Regions from separate parts of the Homo sapiens genome. Here region 1 is linked to region 2. The links are chromatin loops, found by intact Hi-C in ENCODE. Cell type or tissue: chondrocyte. All regions are shown on one strand. Links, peaks and the distances in the headings refer to the core of each region. The heading gives the core; the rest is flanking DNA.

Region 1 (9,905 bases), core at 1,357-9,356, 120 kb after region 2:
CACCCACCTCAGCCTCCCAAAGTGCTGGGATTACAGGTGTGAGCCACCGCATCCGGCTTAAAAGACTTTTGACAAACACAGCAGGCTCTTGCTTTTGTCTTTTTTATCCCTCAGGCTCTACTTTCCAGGGGTAGCTACTACCTCAGCTAGGTCTGTTTATTTTTTCTTCCTCTTTTTTTACTTTCGTCATTCTAAATCAATGTAGAATAAGTCTTTGACTTTCTAGTATCATAACTGAGCTCTTTCTCATTTCTCTCTTAAATCCTCCAATGTAGTTACGTAACTTTTTTGTAAAAATAGCAGTATTTACATTATTGTGTACACAGGTATTGCTAAATAGTGACTTATGATTTTTTTTATACATTTTTGTTTTTCCCACAGCAAATAATTGCATTTTATCAAAATTGCGTTTTGATTCGTTACCTATTTATCTTTGGCTGTGTTCCCTCAACTACTCCAAGAAGTATGTTAAATGCCTTTTGATTTTTTTTTTTTCCAGGTAGCACATTAAATCATCTATCAGTGCCACTTGGTTTCCTCTTAGAGACTTCTTGGTCTGGAGCATTCCATCCTCTTGCTCCAATCTAGATAGTACGATTATTTTTTCTGGGACTTCCTGTTACTTCTTTCCTGTCTTGGAACCTCTGTTTTTTAGATCTCCTGTCTTCCTTTTTCTTGGTTTGCTTCATTTTGCTACTATGTATGTATCCTCAGTAGCTTCTTAGGAAGGAATGATGGGAGATAAATTACTTGAGGCCTTGAATGTCTGAATGTATCTATCCTGTCCTCATACTTTATAGATGGTTTGGCTGAATTTAAAATATTAAGTAGAAATACATTTTTTCATAATTTTGATGGCATATTCACAGTTTTCTGTCTTAAGGGTTTTTGATGAAAAGTCCAAAGCCATTCTGATGCCTCTTTTTTTCTGTTTTTTTGAAGCTCAGGTTCTTTTTCTCTGGCATTCTGAAGTTTTATAAGTTTTTGTGTGGTTGGTTGGTTGGTTCTTTCCTTCCTTTCTTCCTTTTCTTTCTTGTATTACCTTAGTGGGTCCTTTCAATCTAGAGACTCTTTTTAGTTTTCAGAAATGCTTTTTTTTTTTTTAATAATTCCCACCCTTTATTTTCTCTCTCTCTGTGTGTGTGTGTGTGTGTGTGTGTGTGTGTGTGTGTGTGTATTTCTTTCTGAGATGTCTGTTGGTTTGGTTGTTGAACCCACTACAAATGATCTTTAAATTTTCTTAACTAATCTCATGTCTTACGTATTTCTTTGTACTGGAAGGAGTGGGAGGGGGGGAATGGTTCTCAATTTTAATGATCATGTTTTTAAATTTTAGAATCTTTTTCTGTTTCCATTTCATTGCATCTTATTTTATGGATGTATTATCTTTACTTATCTCTGATGTGTGTATTTTTATTTTTTCTTTGTGTTTAATATATTTTTAATATTTCTTCTGTTTCCTCCAGTGTGGTTATTCATTTCAGGGATCTTTTCTTTGTTTGTTTAAGTCATAAATATCTGGTGATCCTTGACTGTCTATAATGAAGAAAAAGATCCTGAGGAGCTGATTGCAGAGGAGAGAACATGTGTGTATTGGTGGTCTAGTGACTTGTGAGTTCAGGTGGACTTTTCATTGGGAGTCTGCCCCGAATATCAACACCTTTACATCTCGTTTGGGGCCAGTGTTCACAATGAAGAAATCATCATCTCCTGCCTCTGGTATGCTTGGTGATATGCCAGCTGCCAGGGTTTGGGTTACCTGGCTGAGGGAGGGATGGAGGCTGTAGCCTTCGACTTCTGGCTACAGTTCTCCTGTCACTGTGATTCAGTTTCTTCAGAAAAAACTTTGGGTTTCCTGCTGGAACTGGGGATCCAAAAGCTTTGAACACCTCTTTCGGTGGCTCCCCCCTTGTCTAGGCTAAGCCTCACATCAGCCTTTGGCATCTCCTTGGTGCCTCAAGACCTGAGCCTCTTGGAGGTCCTGAGGGGCAGTGACCATTCCTTCAAGTACTTTGCCATCTTGCAAAAGTTTGTTTAAAAAAGCATGTTGTCTTTCCTTTTCTGTTTGTCCTTATGGTTTGATGTCTTTGTGATTTTTTTTTTTTAAACTATCATTTTAGAGGAATTTTGGAAGGAAATGGAGGTAAGGGATTATGGTCATTCCACAATGTGTAAATGGCAGTTAGGGTTTGGGTTTAACTATTGAAGATGACGTGTGGCAGTCTTTTTATATGAACAATATTACGAGTAGTTAATGGTGGTTGTAGTAGTAGTTGACACTTTTAAAAGTGCTGTCTTTTGTCTGTGTGGGGCATAGAGGTCATCCCTGTGTTATGTACTGTCATTTCCATTTTATAGATGAGTGTTAGTCTGCTCAGGCTGCTGTAACAAAGTACCATAAATTGGGTGGATTGTAAACAACAGAGATTTATTTCTCACAGTTTTGGAGGCTGGGAAGTCCAGGATCAAGGCTTTGGTAGATTTGATATCTGCTGAGAGCCCTCTTCCTGGTTTATGGATACTGCTTTCTCCCTGTGTTCTCACATGGTGGAAGGGGCAAACGAGCTCCCCTGGGTCTTTTTATAAGGGCTCTAATCCCATTCATGAGGACTGCTCTTATGAGCTAATCACCTCCCAAAGGGCCCTACCTGCTAATACCATCCCTTAGTGGTTAGGATTTCAACATAGAAATTTTGGGGTGACACAGAGAAATGAGAAAACAATAATCTTAGAGTAGGTATGTATTAATGACTAGCCTGGTTTTTTGGTAGTAGTAGGGCACACGGTCCTGATGGAAGTGTATAAGTTCTGAAACACCGAAAGCTTCAGAAGCTTTTAAACTCTGGTTGGCCTTCCTGTGTTCCTGGGCCCTGGTTCATCGCTTGCATTTACAAGCCTGTTACTTGCATAACAGGCTGCAATGTAGGCATTCATTTCTGCATTTTACTGATGAGGACCCTGATTCAGGGCCTTTTGGACAGTGAGTAGAAGGCCAGGTCTTGACTCAGTCCTGCCTGAGACCTGAATTCATACTGTCTCTTTATCAGCTCTGGAGGAGTGCAATTAACCAAAAACTCAAAGAGTAGAACCGCAAGCCTCCTGCCACAGGTGCTTGTTTGTGGTCTTTATTATTATGCTAATTATTCTTGCATCCTCCCATGTTCTTTAATTGATAATTTTCATTGTACTGAGCTCTGTGGAATTCCGGAGCCTGTGAAGGTGGCATATGGCTGGGCAGTGCCAGAAGCTTGGGAAGAACATGCTGGTGGGTGGGTGGGGAATGGTATAAACTGGTTATGCCAACAGTGGTGGTGGTGATAGGGGTCAGGGGGACTTTTGGGAAGAGGCCCCATCTCCCACCAGTTAGAAATTAACTTTGGATAACTTGCTTCTCCTCTTAAAATAAATATCTTCTGGAAAAGTCAAGAATGTTCACATTTTATTTAAAATCAAGTCAATACTAGTTGAAATCACTGTGTCCCAAATCAGTCCAGAAAATTTTTTTGAAGCTAAACCAAGTACCATATATTGTGGTAGAAAATGACAATTCAAAATTATTACACTCCTTTCCCTGAAGATCTCAGAATTTTGTAGGGGAGACTTGCATTTATGACTGTAACAGAGATAAGAGTTATATTGCTGGTTGACATAAGTTATTGTAGGAGCACTTACTTTTGACTGTGGAAAGGGCGGAGGGGAGACAGGCTTAGAGAGTTTAGGAAACTTGTCCCAGGGAAAAAAAAGACATTTGAGCCTCATCTTGAAGGATGAATTTGATAGGCAGAAAAGAGCAGTTCATACCAGGCTGAGAAAGTAGTGTGAACAAAGACATAGAGGGTGGAAGCAGCTGTGTGAAATTGTGGGGTAGGAAAAATCTAATGTGGCTGAGGTGAAAAATTAGCAAAGCCATGGAGCGCCACAGGATAAAGCTGGAAGGTAGGCTGAGGTTAGAGTAGGAATTTGAACTCTTACAGGTGAATTCTTCAGTGAGCTGCTAAAGAATGCAGACTAGGAGAGTGCGCAGTCAGGTCTGGGTTATAGGGAAGATAACTTTGGCCCCAGTGAAAAGGATGGCTTTGGAGAATGAAATGCTGGATCTGGGAAATGAGATAGAGCCAACCTTGTGATGATAAGAGGGATCAACTAAGGCAGTTGAAGGGGTGGGATGGATTTGTGAGGAATTTGGTGAGTTTGGAGAAGACTTAGTAGAAGAGACTTTAGGGCTAAAGAAAGGGGAGGAGTCACAGAGGAATCTAGGGTTTCAGATTTGGGCAACTGAACCAAAGGACCCTTTCCTTTTGGGAGAAGTGGTTGGTCAAGGGAAAGAAAAAGGAGATGAACCATGTATTCCTCTCCTCCCAGCACCCCTCTCTCCTAAATCTCAGAGCCCATGCTTGGTGGGGAGGAGGGGTGGAGGGTTGAAGGTGTCCTCTGCCCATGAGTCTGGCATAACCTGCCAGAGGGCCCAGATCCTGGGTGGGTTTTTGGGAGGTTAGCACTCTGCAGCAAATCCTTAACCCTAGGCGTTTTGGTGGAGTTGGTATTTATTTGAATCCATGTGTTCTTCATTGGGAGACAGGCAGAGACATTGTGCAATTGTGGGTTTGAGGGTTGTTTTTTTTCCTCATGCTACACATGTGAGAGAACTCTATCCAATTATGGCTAAACCTGTCCCCTGTGAGTCACATCCTGAGTTGACTGGTCAATTCCAAAGGTGCTGCCTAAAATGCTGTTTGGATTTTAAGAATCACTTTTGGGACAAATCAAACATGTGAGTATTTATTCAGGCACCTGAGTTGAGAAGTTCCATAGCATTACTTTTGGTGTTTTGATGCAGTTACGCCAATGTTCTGAAAAATCTTGCCAGCTACACATCCTAAAGCAAAACAAAAACTTGTACATGAAACAGAACCATTAGCTACTCTAAAATTATGTCACACTTAAAGGTATACATTTTTGTGCGTTGTTGATGTAAATCAAGTGCAATATTTTCTAATAAAAATTTTATTAAACAGCATTCATTTGTGAAGGTCCTCTTAAAATGTGCCAAAATAAACGTGTGTGTATTGCTCAGTTACATAATAAACAGTTGTTGAATGATTCTTTTTGTGTGTTCAGCAGTGATAATGCTGAGTGGATTTCATAGGTCTCATTCTTATCTTTTTTTTTTTTTTGAGACGGAGTTTTGCTCTTGTCACCCAGGCTGGAGTGTAATGGCATGATCTCGGCTCACTGCAACCTCTGCCTCCTGGGTTCAAGCAATTCTCCTGCCTCAGCCTCCTGAGTAGCTGGGATCACAGGCGTCCACCACCATTCCCAGCTAATTTTTGTATTTTTGGTAGAGATGGGATTTCAGCATGTTGGCCAGTCCAATCTTGAACTCCTGACCTCAGGTGATCCACCCACCTTGGCCTCCTTTCAAAGTGCTGGGATTACAGGCGTGAGCCACCTTGCCCGGCCTCATTCTCATTCTTATATAAATTTTAAGCTGGAATAGACAGCACACAAGTCTCTAGTTAGGGATCACCTGTAATTTAGGGAGGAGGAGGAAGAGCGTATCTTGCTGTATGCCAGGTACTTTACATATGTTCTCTTTTATCAACCATAGGAAGTCGGTGGCATTGACTGTTTTTTGTTTGTTTGTTTTTAAACAGATAAAGCTGAGATGCTGAGGTTGTGGGCAATTAACAGAATTTGCTGTAGGTCACAGAGATGTGTGGGGCTATGTGACTCCAAAGTGCGTGCTTTCTCTACTGTGCTGCCTTTGAAGGTTGACAGTTGACTTAGTCTTTAACCAAAATCATCTGAGAAGCTTTAACAAACTACAGATTCCTTGACCTACCCTGAGCAATTTGTTGAATTGATCTGAGATGGGGCTCAGGTAAATTAACGTTTTGAATGCCATGTTTAATTAATTACAGGAGGTACAGGTTTTCCACATTTGAACGTCTCTGAAATCAGAACCATGTTATAATCAGTGGGGAGAGTCATCAGTTAATAGCTTTTTTCTTTCTTAGTGGCACAAAAAATAAGGATGTACTTTAGATTAAATGAAATATGATATTATAAAAAGGTGATACTGTAAAGGGAACTTAAATACATAGTTTGTCACCTTTCTTTTTTTTTTTTTGAGATAGAGTCTTGCTCTTTCTCTCAGGCTGGAGTACAGTGGTGCAATCTCAGCTCACTGCAGTCTCTGTCTCCCAGCTTCAAGCGATTGTCGTGCCTAAGGCTCCTGAGTAGCTTGGGACTACAGGCGTGCACCACCACGCGTGGCTAATTTTTGTATCTTTTTTTTTTTTTTTTTGGTAGAGATGGCGTTTCACCATGTTGGCCAGACTGGTCTCGAACTCCTGACTTCAAGTGATTTCCCTCCCCCACCAACCCTGTCTGGGCTTCCCAAAGTGCTGGGATTACAGGTGTGAGCCACCATACCAGGCCTCCACCTTTTTTATGTGCATATGCATGTGTTTGTCACAACTTTCAGAATTGTAAAATTCACTGGTGGTATTTATTATTTGCTTACAGCAATAGCTGTGTAGTAATGCCCTTGCAGGGAAATCATAAAATGAATGAGATATTGTCATTAGATTAAGAGCAATAGCAAGGTTACTTTTCAGCCAAGAAGCTGCAGGCAAGGAGAAATGTCAGTGGTTCTCAGCCTTTTTTTGTGAAAGCCTTAGGCCCTTTCCCTAGAAAAAGGCATGAATGTCCACACATACTAAAATTTGTATACTGTGCTAGGACCTCTAGACTTTTGGGGCCTTTGAGGGACTCCTGATGAAAAGCTTAATGGGTACACCTGAGTGTCACAAAAACTGGTATATGTCATATTCTGTTTTACATCCTAAGATCTGACCTCCTACATGAATTTTTTTGAAAATTTGCATATATTAAGATTCACTCTGTTGAAAAGTTATGTAGGTTTCGACAAATGCATAGTGTCCTATATCCACTACAGTATCATAGACAGTAGTTTGCACCTTTAAAAAGTCCCCTGTGAATGGGGCATTTGTATTTATAAATACTCCCTCCCTTATATTTTAAATAAGGTGCTTTAAAAATGTATTTATTATGGAACATTTCAAAAATTCAAAATAAGGCATAATAATATAATGAATCTCTGTATACCCGTCATCCAGCTTCAGCAGTTCTCAACTCATAGCCAATTCTGTTTCATCTCTACCACCTTACCCCTACTCCACTCATTTGCCCTCACTCTCCTTATCCTCTACTTAGATTATTTTGAAGCAAATCTAGACATAATTTCATAAAAATATTCCAATATGTATATCTGAAAGAAATTCTTAAAAAATCTAAAATAACCATTATTGCACATTATTAAGAAATTAAGAATTTATAAATATCAAATATCTAAGCTGTTGAGCTTTTCCTGATTTATAAATATGTAAATGTATATGTAGAGACTCTTCTTGCCTACGACCTGGATCCACTCTTATCCCTGCCCCTCCCTGCACCACTCAGTTCCCTTGGTGCCAGACTCCTTCTCACCCTGGAGTCTACATTAGATGGCACCTCTGCCTTGCGTTCTTTCCCCAAATCTTTACATGGCTGGTACTTTCTAGATCTCAACTTAAAATGTCAATTCCCCAGAGAGGCTCATCTTCCTAGGGTTGATCCCCAGTGCCTCTCTGTGCTATCACACTGTTTTAAGCATCTGATACTTTTTTGGTTGTTTCCATCTCCTTTAGTGAAAGTTCTGTTTGAATAGACACTTTTTAGGTTGTTCCACTTTCTATTTTTAGCACCTAAAACAGTATCTGACATGTAGTAGGTTTTCATTAAAAGTGGAACAAATGAGTAAACAAGTGAATCATACTTACAAAAAAATTCACTATCCTGTGCCTTACTGGAGTCATCATTCTGTTGATCATTTCCCATGGCCTGCTTAGTTATTATCCAAAAGGGAAATTAGACTGAAGCTATACTTACTAATGGAAGTTTACATATGTTAATTTTTTATAGCTGCTTTTCTTTTCTTTTTTTTCCCCCTTTTTGAGACAGGGTCTCTCTTTGTTGCCCAGGCTGGAGTGTAGTGATGCAGTTACGGCTCACTGCAGCTTTGATCTCCCAGACTCAAGTGATCCTTCTGTCTCAGCCTCTAAATAGCTGGGACTACAGGTGTGAGCTACCATACCCCACTAATATAAAAATTTTTTTTTGTATAGATGAGGTCTCCCTGTGCTGCCCAGGATGGTCTGAAACTTCTGGGCTCAAGGGATCCTCCCACCTTGGCCTCCCAAAGTGCTGGGTTTACAGGTGTGAGCCACTATGCCTGGTCTTGATAACTTATTTTCTTTGGAGTTGCCTAATTTGCCTCTCCCATTCCCTTGCTGTCTCTGGGTAAGGCGCCTCCCATGTCGACTTCCATAGCTCCATACCCTGCATAAGCAGACCTGTATCACTGCACCCATCATATTTTGTCTCTCCCCTACTGCACCGAGGCTACCTTATGGCTTGGCACAGAGCAGTCTCTCAATAGACTGTTGGCCCACGCTACAATTGGAGGATGTGAAGTATTCAAGAGAGATTCCGGCAAAAGCCTTTATCAGTAATGAAAAGCTAGGAAATACAATTTCTAATTTTTTTTCCCCAAAATGCATAACCTGCTGTCCTATCCAGTCTATTTTCCATCTTATATACAGTATAGTTTTCAGCCCTAGCAATTTGACTTGGGTCTTTTTGTATTTTCCATGATTCTACTTAACTTTTTGACCATGTGGAGTACAGGTATAATAGTTGTTTCAGTGTCCTTGCTTGTATTCTAACATTTGTGCCTGTTCTGTGTTGATTTTGACGACATATCATGTTTACTTCCTGAAGTGGCACAGTTAGGAAAAGTTAGTGCCTGCAGATTCCTGGCTTTTCCTTGGGAGGAACAGGAGATTCCCTTCCATGTCTTCTTGAAGCTGATTTCTAAACCACCTATCAGGACCAAAAGGGTAGGCTTACCTGCTTTTCTTTAGGCAGAAAGAAGGCAGTCTGAAGGACGGAGGGGAAGAAGGGGTATATTTATGTTGTCTGCTGTTGTTGGTCATGCATACGTTCTTTCTCTGGAAAGCTCTCTCTAATCCTCCTTTCTGTGTATGAACATACACTCTCAAGACAGTTCTATCAAGACACTTAGGGTTGCAGGACAAATATATGAGGAAATGCTGAAGAATGTGGCAGAGAATTACACGAAAAATCATATTTAATCCACAGATTATTGCTTGAACAGCTATGGGATTGAAGATTTACATGCTTATTCAACTATGGGGAAAGGATGCCCCTGTTCTACAGTCTAATATTTTAATTCCTTGTCTTATAATGTAGTTAAACATTAGGTCTCAGCTAATTTTCTAGGCATAATATGACCACAGCTAGATTTATTACATTCTGATGAACAAACTGTTATTTTATCGATTTCAGCTTGTTACTTTCCATAACCTAAGAGCATTTGAAATAAGAGCTCCTTGTTTACTTTCCTTTTAGCATTCATTAAAATGTATTCAGTGGTTTAATACATGTTAAGTGATATTGGTTTTTTCTCTGATTAATGGCTCATATTACCACTGTCCTCAGAATCTAGAAGATTATCTTGACTAAATGAATTTTTACTTAAGGTTTAAATGGCATATGGAAACTGTGGATGATATAATAAAATAATAGTGTTTTGGCTGACACTAGGAAACCATGGATGATATCATAGAGTAATAGAATTTTGCGGCTGAGGAGAGGGACATTAACATCATCTGGTTTAACTTTTTTGTTTTGTAGTTGAGAAAATTGTTGTCTAGAGAGGGCGGTTAAGTAATTGGTTGCCAAAGGTCATTCAGCTACCTACTGGTGAAGCCAGGGGAAGGGAAGTAAGAACTGTGAACTCTGCTTTAGTTCTCTTTCTA
Region 2 (9,905 bases), core at 683-8,682:
CCCCTGAACTCAGTGACCACAGTAGTCCAGAGGCAGCCCTTACTCCCAAGGAAACCAAGAGTTTGGGCCACATTTGTTCTCTAAACTGAGGGTAAACTGAGGCTCCTACTAGAAGAGATGGAGGATGGGCCACCATTATAGGAGCACCTGCCACCCGCCCAGCACTGGCCCAGCACTCTGCCAGGCCTTACATAGCGTCATCCTCAACAAATCCCAGCGAGGCTGGAGACCCTCATGATGCAACAGAGCAATGCCCAGTCTGTGGGGCTGAGGCACTCGCCCAAGGTTAAACAGCTGGAGCAGGGATTTGAACCCCTATTTGTCAGACTCTAGAGCTCAGACTCTTACCCTGACATTTGTCTCATTGCTCTAACCTTAACTGGAGTCTTCTAAAAATGACTCTGGGTGAGTGGGGGGTGGGGGGTGGCAGGACTTGAAATAGGAAGGAGAAAATGAGTGCTGCTTTGGCAGTCTTGAAACTGGCGACTCGTGTAATAGACACAAGGTTGCTGCTGGGGCCCAGCCACCAAAGTTGTCCTGGGGCCTGGAAGGTTATATGCTCAGTCATGATTGACATGGCCTCCAGCCCCAAAAATAACCTTCCATTGATTAGAAGTGTCAGGGTGCATTTTTTAAGATGATGTATTTAAGCATTAGTTGCTTAGGAGGCCCAGGATTGCTCAGGCTGATCCCCAAGGCCCCAGCCACTGTGAGGCGGGTATGAAACAAGCATCCTGACATTAATCCCCTCTAGCCCTGCTGTCTGACTCTTGAGAGCCTCAGGCAGAAACATTTGGAAAAGGCCTTCCCTACTGGTCCCTGCCTAACACTAGAGGGTTGAATAATTATCTGCAGTAATTTTAATAATATATTAATTATTGATAATAATTAACCATCTTCCCAGTATGCCTAGGAGTGGGGTGACCCCGGGCTGCTCTGGTGGGAGCCATGAGGGTCTGTGCTGTCTCTGAGCACCGTCTCTTCTGTTCCCCAGGATCCTGCAGGCCCAGGTGCCTCCTGTGTTCCTCCAACAGCAGCAGCAGTACCAGTACCTGCAGCAATCTCAGGAGCACCCCCCTCCCCCACATCCAGCTGCTCTCGGCCATGGCCCCCTGAGCTCCCTCAGTCCACCTGCTGTGGAGGGGCCAGTGAGTGCCCAGGCCTCCTCAGCCACCTCGGGCAGTGCCCACCTGGCCCAGATGGAGGCCGTGCTGAGGGAGAATGCCAGGCTGCAGAGAGACAATGAGCGGCTGCAGAGGGAGCTGGAGAGCTCTGCGGAGAAGGCTGGCCGCATTGAGAAGGTAGGCCCTGCTGGGGCTTCAGAAGGGCAGACCAGAAAGAGACCCCGAGGGGCTACCTGGGGAGTGGGTAGTCCAAGGAGAGGCAGAGGAGCCTGAAAACTGTTTGGCTGGATTTCTCCCTATCCCTCTGTCTTCCACCTCCCTCACTCCTCATGCACCCTCCTGAGCTGACTCCAGACAGCTGGGGAACAGCCGAGAGGCCGGCAGAGCAGGCCTGGAGCATGAACAGTTGCTGGCCAGTGGTGATTAGAAAGAGCCCATTCACCAGCTCCTTGCACACTCGCACCCTTGCCCTGCACACACCCCCTCCCATGGACACCTCCCACAGAGAGCCCTTTGTGTCCCCCACACAACAGCAAGTCTGTTCCAGGCCAGCCCTGGCCAAAAAGAAAACTTCTCCTCTTGGAAAAAAAATGGGCGACTTGTTGGAATCACAGGCCAGCTAAGAGCACGTGCGGAACCTGCCAGCAGCCAAGTGGGAGGAGCAGCCGGGGCCCAGCTGGCCCTCTGGGTGGATGGTGATGCCTGGGACACCAGGCAGAGGCAGCTCTGCCTGGTGCCCGCTTCTTTAGTGAAGGGTTACCAGTTTTCCGCTGAGGCTCAGTTTTAGCAGATGGCCTCAGGCCTCCCTTGACTGTCCTGTGGTGTCCAAGTTAGGTCAAACCACCCCATCATGGCTGGAGTCTTTCGGTGCCCACTTCTGGCCAACTGTACTCAGTTTCTTGGTGGAAGCCAGCCAAGAGTAGAATGTTTCCTTCTGGACACTGGGCACAGGGAAGCTGTGTTTAGTCACCCCGCAGGCAGCTACTTCCAAAGTACCTGGCCCTGGGTTCACTCAGCATCTGGTCCTTGGGGCAGCCGATGGGACCGTTGCTTGCTGGTCCCAGCAGTCTATTCTACTTCCGGAGGCTACAAGCTTCTGACCATCCCACCATAGTCACCTGGAGGTTTTGCTCCTGTTTGGTGGCCTCTCATCTGTCACCTTTTCTGATGGAGAGTAGTGGGTCAGCCTCGAATCACTCCCTGGGAGCTCTCGCCTTCATTCAGCTCTGCTGTCTGACTCTTGCAGCTGGAAAGCGAAATCCAGCGGCTCTCTGAGGCCCATGAGAGCCTGACCAGAGCCTCCTCCAAGCGTGAGGCCCTGGAGAAGACCATGCGGAACAAGATGGACAGTGAAATGAGGAGGCTGCAAGACTTCAACCGGGATCTTAGAGGTGAGAGCCAGTCACACAGGTGGAGGTTGGAGAACCTCTGCAGAGGACTTACTTCTTTTGTTCTAGAGAAAAATTGGGAATCTCTATTCTCTGTCAAAAGTGCAGATGAACTCAGAGAGCCAGGCTGAGACCCCTTTGGAGCTGCCCTGATAGAGAGATGCTTGTCTCTATGTACTGGGCCTAGGATCCCCTCAGGGATGATGGCTCTTGACAGAGGAGGCTCCCACCCATGGGGCCCTGAGCTGAGCTGGGGTTTCCTTATGAACCCATCCCCAATATGGAGGATACAGCCCCATCCTGATAGGACGTCAGGAAAAATCCCAAGCTGGCAGCTTCACCTGACACTAAAACATCTTTCCTTCCCTTGAAACAGAGAGATTGGAATCTGCAAATCGCCGCCTGGCAAGCAAGACACAGGAGGCCCAGGCCGGCAGTCAGGACATGGTGGCCAAGCTGCTTGCTCAGAGTGAGTAGGGGCCCCACTAAGAAGCCTGGCCTGTGTGCAGGCAATGGGACTGCTGCACACCCTCTGGACTAGGAAGATTGGCCTTCCCCCTTGCAAAGTAGTACTTTGGGAGCAGGTTTACTGCCCACTGTATGCCCAACACTAGACTGGATCTGGGGATAGTGGGGATAAGTGGCTTCCAAAGAAGAATAGGATCTAGTTCTGTATCTTTTAAGAAGATCAGCTGACACAAGAGGGAAAGCCAGGGAGCAGTGATTTGCTGAGCTTCGGTGCTGACCACCAGTGCAGTGCATTGGGCAGTGCGGGAGGCAAGGTAGCCCTGAAGACAGATGAGGTGAAGGAGAAGGACAGGTCTGAGAGCTTCCCAGGGAGTTCCTGGCAACAGAAAGGTCGGGAGTGTGCAATGGGAATGTGAGAGGTAGGGGGGCATGGTGGAGCTGAGCCATAGCAAGCCAAGTGGAGGCATCTGAGGCAGCCAAAAATGGGATCCTAGACCTTAACCAACAGATGCATTCTAAACGGGGCGGTCTAAGCATCCTTGAAGAATGGGCAAGTTCATTGACTAGTCCATTTATTCATTCATTAGCAGATGTGTTTTAAGCAACTGGCAGATGTTCAAGAGAGAATGGGAGCAGGCCCAGGAAGGTACCATGGCAGGGAGGTCAGGAAGGAAGTGGTGAGCTTAAGAAAGGAGCAGGTTCCCACAGATGCAAAAGAACAACGGGGGTGGCCCTAGAAACCGGTGATTAGGAGCCCCGGTGGCCTGAGAGAGGGGCTCTGTGGGGATGGCAGGGGTGGAGAGCCAGCCAGAGGTGAAGGAGCTATTGGGCAGTTCAAGAGGTACATGGGGTGGGTGGCAAAGGGAGCCCTGAGCTCAGCAGCAGGAGGCTCTAGCAATCAGAAGAGACTAAGAACAGTTATTTATTGAGCTCCTACTAGGAGCTTTAGTGCTGTTCAAGGTGTTTGCAGAGAAGTGGAATGGGAGTGGTTGGTAGCTGGGTAAACATGGCTTTGAGTCTTCACAGGAACCCTACTGTGAATGGCACAAAGGGTAGTGTGGGGTGCAGAAATGGAGGAGCAGCTTGAGGACTTAGCTCTGGCTGGCAGCACCCCTATCTTCCTTCAAAGAGGGTTCAAAGACTAGGGCAGGGAATGGGGGAACACAGCACTGAAGGAATTGACAGGGTGGGGCAGGAGGTAGGCTGGTCTCTTCTGGCTGGGTGGGGTGAGATGGCAGCGGCTTAAGGTCTCTGGGAAGGAGTCAAAGGGAAGGAGGGAGAAAGGGGAGGGGGCAGCCCTGGGGTTTCCCTGAGGAGTCTGGGGAGGAGAAGCTGCAAGGGCACGGCAGATTAGGGTGCCTGTGGAGGAAGGCGGACTTCTGGAGCCTGACTCTGCCAAAGAAAGGAAGCCATGGGGCGGGTTTCTGGGAGCTTGCTAGTGGGTGAGAAGAGGGGGGCCGGCCGGGAGGCGTTTCCGCTCCCCGGGGAGCGAGTGAGCGCCGAGCTGTTCTTGGCTCCTCGCTGGAGCCATTAATCTTGCAGCCGCGGGTGACCTGGATGCCTGGCATTCCAGAGCCGCGAGCTGTTCCGCTCCCGGCCCGCCCCCCGCCGCTCCCTCCCGTGCGCGCTGCCTGGCGCCCTTCGCCCGGCTTTGGGAGGAGGGAGGGTGAGCACAAAGGGAGCCTGGAACGTGGAGGTGGGGGCTCGCTCGCTGCCCAAGGCGCATCCCGGGTCCCGTCGGCGCCTCGCCTGCCTTCCTGCCCTCCTCCGCTGGCCTTCGGGCGTCCTCTTCCCACCCGCACCCAGACCACTTATTTCTTACTAAGGAGCTCTCCTTCCCGAGATCCCGCAGGCCCAAGGTTTTATCAGGGTCCTGTTGGTAGGGGATGGCCAGAGCTCAAAGCCTCCCAGCCCCCACCAGGGCCTTAGAGGTTGGACAAGGCTGCAGGAAGCTTCTGGAAGCAGAGGGCTGGGTCCTCCGGCCCCTTCCTCCCCCAGGGCTGAGGAAACCCAAGCAGCTCTTCCTTGCTCCCTAGTAGCTATTGCAAAGGGAGGTGTCTGATTGACCTCCCTTTTATCTGGGGTCAGTCAACACTAGGAAAGTGTGGCCATTATCACCAATGCCATCTGCTTTTCCTCCTAGGCAAGCCACGCAGCCCCCCAGCACTGCCCTTCTGGCCCTTCTAGGCCAGCAGTGCCCCCTGGGGATCTGGCCTTGAGGCCTGAGGCTGGCCTGTTAGCTCCACCCCCTTGGGAATATTTCTTCTCTCCCTGCGCCCCAGATTCTCCAGCTATAAGATGAGACAGAGTCCTTCCCCACAGAGTCATGCTAAGGCTGAAATGAGATGCAGGCCCTGGGCAAACTGAACGCACAGGTGGACTAGGGGAGGGTCCTCCCTGCCTGAGTCCCAACCTGGCTGCCCCTCCTCAATGGATGTTAACACCCCACTCAATGGATGTTAAGCCAGCGAAGTATGAACACATCCGTTTCAATATTATTGGACTTCCTCGTATTTTCCTCCATGCCACAGAATGATACCATCCTGGGCTCAGCCTTCAAACATCCAAAATGAATCAAGAGCTAACCTGAGTTGCCTCTGTGTCCTCCCTGCCCTGCCCCAGGGACCTGAGTAAATGAATCCTCCCTTCCACATGCCAAGGTCTCAAGCCTTCACCCTTCTGTTCCAGAACTTGCACTGTCCTATATGATAGGTACTTAGCTGCATGTGGCCCAAAGATTGAAATTAATGAAAATAAATTAAATTTAAAATTCAGTTCTCCCATCTTACTAGCCACATTTCCAGTCCTCAGTGGCACGTGTGTCTAGTAGCCACTGCATTGGAGGGTGCCGTATAGAACAATTCCACTCTGGCAGAAAATTCCACTGAATCAGAATGCTGTTCTAGAGACAGTGCCTTTAGGTTCATTAGCGGGAGCCCATAGCCCTGCCCCCCACCTGCTCTCCAGCAAGGTAGGCAGCTGACCTGCTCCTCAGGGGGCAGCCTGGGACTCTCAAGGGGCAGGTGCCTGGGAGGTGGATTTAAGGCTAGAACATCAGATGGAGGGCTCTGTGGTCTGGCTTGGGCTTCTCCTGGCCCTATGGAGAGGGCCTCTGAGCAGTTTCTTTGGGCAATTAACAAAATGATTTAAAAGTCAGGATAGCTTGACCCTTACACACTAATCTTTGGGCCATAGTCATTTTCACTGTACTGCAGACTTTGCATTTCCTTCTGAGCCTGGTTGCTTACATCTCAGTGTTCTTTTCAGACCATGGAAGGAAATGTAGCCCTCAACGGACCTCTCGGCCTGGGTCTGCAGAAGGAGCCCCAGAGCTCTGGGTGGCCTATAAGTACAAACGCCTCACCATGTAGCCAGAGGCAGCCTGGGCCTTTGTAGTGTGGCCAACTGGGGTTTCCATTTGGCAGCACCATTCACCTCCTATGTTTCTCCCCTATAAGTTGGGGATCCCAAATCCTCCCTGGAGGGGCTGGAGGATTCGTGGAATAAGATGTGTAAGGGCCTGGTGTGCCGACAGCCGATGGTGGTTCTGTTCCCCCTTCTTTCATTCTCCCACTGGAAGGAGGACCATGTCACAGCCTACCTGAGTCTCTATTTTCTCATCTGTACATGGGCATCACAGTTCCTACCTCAACAGTCTCGAGCCGTCACAAGGTTCAAGGGATATTGTGGATGTGTTTTAGACATGGTGCCCCTGGCACAAGTGGATGGTGTTTGGGGCTGTCCCATGGCAGTATGTCCCAGTAGAAAGGCAGGGTAGCCCAGTTGTTACTGCAAGGGTCCTGGAATTGGGCTCTGTCATTTACTCCTGACTTAACATGAGCCTTGGTTTCTTCTTCCATGAAACAGGGTTAATAGTGGTACCTTATTCCTGTTATTTTTGAGAGAATGAGAAGCAACTGTGCTCATCCAGTGGTCAGCACTGAGCCCAGGAGGCAATGGGGCCAGCCAACGTGGTCACTGTCACTGATCAAGCCTCTTTCTCCCTACAGGCTACGAACAGCAGCAGGAGCAAGAGAAGCTGGAGCGAGAGATGGCACTGCTGCGCGGCGCCATCGAGGACCAGCGGCGGCGTGCCGAGCTGCTGGAGCAGGCTCTGGGCAATGCGCAGGGCCGGGCAGCTCGAGCCGAAGAGGAGCTGCGCAAGAAGCAGGCCTATGTGGAGAAAGTGGAGCGGCTGCAGCAGGCGCTCGGGCAGCTGCAGGCAGCCTGTGAGAAGCGGGAGCAGCTGGAGCTGCGTCTGCGGACTCGCCTGGAGCAGGAACTCAAGGCCCTGCGTGCACAGCAGGTGAGCTGAGAAAGTCTCCAGGCTAGGGCAGCATCTGAGGATGTTGGCTTCCCTTCCTCCTCGGGGACTGTAGGTTTGGAGGCCAGGGCTGAGGCCCCGGGAGCCCCTGCTTAGATCTAGGCTGCAGGCCCGTTGGAAGGCGGCGAGGATGATTGCTCTCTGCTCCACCTTTGCTGCGTGCTCCCTTCCACTCGTTGTCTTAGTAGAGGCCCTGCCACCTGGCCCATGTCCAGCCTCGGGGGACTCCTGTCCTCGGCAGCAGCAGGGCTAGTTGTCCTTGACCTCTAGAGAAAGTAAGTCAGGAACCTGGATATAGAAGGCCTGCGAGCTTTTTTTTTTTTGAGATGGAATCTCATTCTGTCGCCCAGGCTGGAGTGCAGTGGCGCGAACGCTCACTGCAACTTCCACCTCCCAGGTTCAAGCCATTCTCTTGCCTCAGCCTCCCGAGTAGCTGAGACTACAGGCGTGCGCCACCACGCCCAGCTAATTTTTGTATTTTTAGTAGAGATGAGGTTTCACCATATTGGCCAGGCTGGTCTTGAACCCCTGACCTCACGTGGTCCGCCGACCTTGGCCTCCCAAAGTGCTGGGATTACAGGCATGAGCCACTGCGTCTGGCCACCAGCCAGCTTTTATATGCCTCCCCAAGATTGGGAGGAAAGATGGTTGTCCAGATCCACTGTGCTTAGCCTCACTTCGGACTTCTGTGTAAACAACTCTTGGTGTTTACAAACCAAATAGAGTTATTTCTCCACTCCCAAACCTACCCTTGCCACAGAGGTAGTGTGACTGAACCCCCTGGTTTGCCCAGTTCTGTTCTAATGTACACCAGTTTTCCCAGTATAATTATTGATAGCACCCCCTTTGCCAGTTTGGAGGATTATCTGTCTGGTCTCTATGCCCTTGCCCTAGGATTCAGGGCAGGGGTATGGGGACCTGTGCTGTATCCCCATTTCGGTAGAGGAAGGATGGGGAAATGTATGCTGTGTATGGCTGAACACGTACATGTACAAGTGACAGTCGTGTGGAGGCGAAGACCAGTGGCTGCCACACCCCAACCTGCACCCTTGACCACGGTCTCTACTCCTTGCTCTGCAGAGACAGGCAGGTGCCCCAGGTGGTAGCAGTGGCAGTGGTGGGTCTCCAGAGCTCAGCGCCCTGCGACTGTCAGAACAACTGCGAGAGAAGGAGGAGCAGATCCTGGCGCTGGAGGCCGACATGACCAAGTGGGAGCAGAAGTATTTGGAGGAACGTGCCATGAGGCAGTTTGCCATGGATGCGGCTGCCACGGCTGCTGCTCAGCGTGACACCACTCTCATCCGACATTCCCCCCAGCCCTCACCCAGCAGCAGCTTCAATGAGGGTCTGCTCACTGGTGGCCACAGGCATCAGGAGATGGAAAGCAGGTTCGGCATTGCAGGCCAGGCACCTGAGGTTGGGGGGGTGGGTGGCAATGTCCAGTCACTGCCCTGCCCTTGATCCCTGATAAACAGGCCCCTTTCCCCATAGAGCTCAGCAGTCCCTCCTGCTTCTGAGCTGAACCTGCATGATTGGCACACCAGGCACTGTAAACATGCATTTGCCCAGAAATACCGAGTCCTTGGTCTGCCCAGGAGACTCTTACTGTGGAGGTGTTGGGTGCCATCCAGTGCTTGGGCCCTGCCTCCCCTCTCCGGAGTGCCGCCCTCCAGGATGAGGGCTGTGCCGCCACTATCATCTGATGAATCTGGAACCCATCCTTAATGGCCTGCCTTTGCTGGTGTGAGAAGGGCCCAGGGCCTTATGCACTGGTGGTTTTCAGAGCCTGGGCTCTAAGAGCATCAAATTCCAGAGCTGTGGTGCCATTTCTAAGCCCTCTCTGGGTCCCTGCTACAAGCACAGAAGGATCCAGCCTGGCAGGGTTGGGGGAGTTGGGGGGGGCTTTTCCTCTAACTCCTATGAGGCAGGAAGGGTGGAGGCTGTTGGATCTGTGGGTCTGACAATGTGGGCATGGCCTCTCACCCCTCAGGTTAAAGGTGCTCCATGCCCAGATCCTGGAGAAGGATGCAGTGATCAAGGTCCTTCAGCAGCGCTCCAGGAGAGACCCTGGCAAGGCCATCCAGGGCTCCCTGCGGCCTGCCAAGTCGGTGCCATCTGTTTTCGCGGCTGCGGCAGCAGGAACCCAGGGCTGGCAAGGGCTCTCTTCTAGTGAGCGACAAACAGCAGACGCCCCTGCTCGGCTGACTACAGGTAAGAGGAGGCTACTGCTGGGATAGATTGAGAGGTAATTTCTCCTGGGCCTGAACACAGATTGCCAGACCTTTCCTCCCAGAACTGAGGCTATAGGAGCCAGGGCTTCCTGACCCTCTTCCAGGGGAGCTGGCTTATTCTCTGCCTCTAGTGACTCTACAGCGCAAGGCTCTCCTGCCAGTGTGAAGAGGGGTACTTAGTCCCCATCACCATAAATTCTATCATGCTTCAGCCCCAGCCACTGAACTAAGAAAAATAGAGCTTCCTGTGCAGATACACCTTGTATGCAAGCTCCCTCCACTCTTCCTTCTAAGCAGATGCCACAGAAACTCTAGAAGATTTAATCTATAAGGAAGGGTCCCACCACCCAAAACATTTGGAAGCCAATCC

Evidence for each region. A loop is a pair of places that touch in the nucleus more often than their neighbours do. Peaks named below come from ENCODE experiments on the same cell type or tissue, not always from the same donor. Only the 100,000 strongest peaks of a DNase experiment are listed, where the experiment ranks them.
Region 1: a loop joins it to region 2, with 2.2 times the contacts of the local background. A loop is called at or near these places in 11 of 110 quality-filtered maps.

What each region holds. Positions count from the first base shown.
Region 1 is chr3:134,237,575-134,247,479 of GRCh38, reverse strand. All of the region lies in intron 1 of RYK (receptor like tyrosine kinase), which reads left to right. Among named protein-coding and RNA genes, the nearest start is that of RYK, 8.3 kb to the left of the region's middle. In chondrocyte, for the core only: no CTCF peak of the experiment used is centred there; no DNase peak of the experiment used is centred there.
Region 2 is chr3:134,358,893-134,368,797 of GRCh38, reverse strand. AMOTL2 (angiomotin like 2) reads left to right here. Exons shown (of 10, transcript NM_016201.4): 3 at 995-1,301; 4 at 2,371-2,515; 5 at 2,889-2,981; 6 at 6,991-7,286; 7 at 8,385-8,692; 8 at 9,295-9,515. It overlaps MIR6827 (microRNA 6827), which reads left to right and starts at 936; the gene lies at 936-994. RefSeq lists a silencer at 7,157-7,451 and an enhancer at 8,748-9,308. In chondrocyte, for the core only: CTCF peaks have their summits at 1,058 and 1,261; DNase peaks (open chromatin) are centred at 4,547, 7,137, 7,277, 8,607 and 2 weaker places.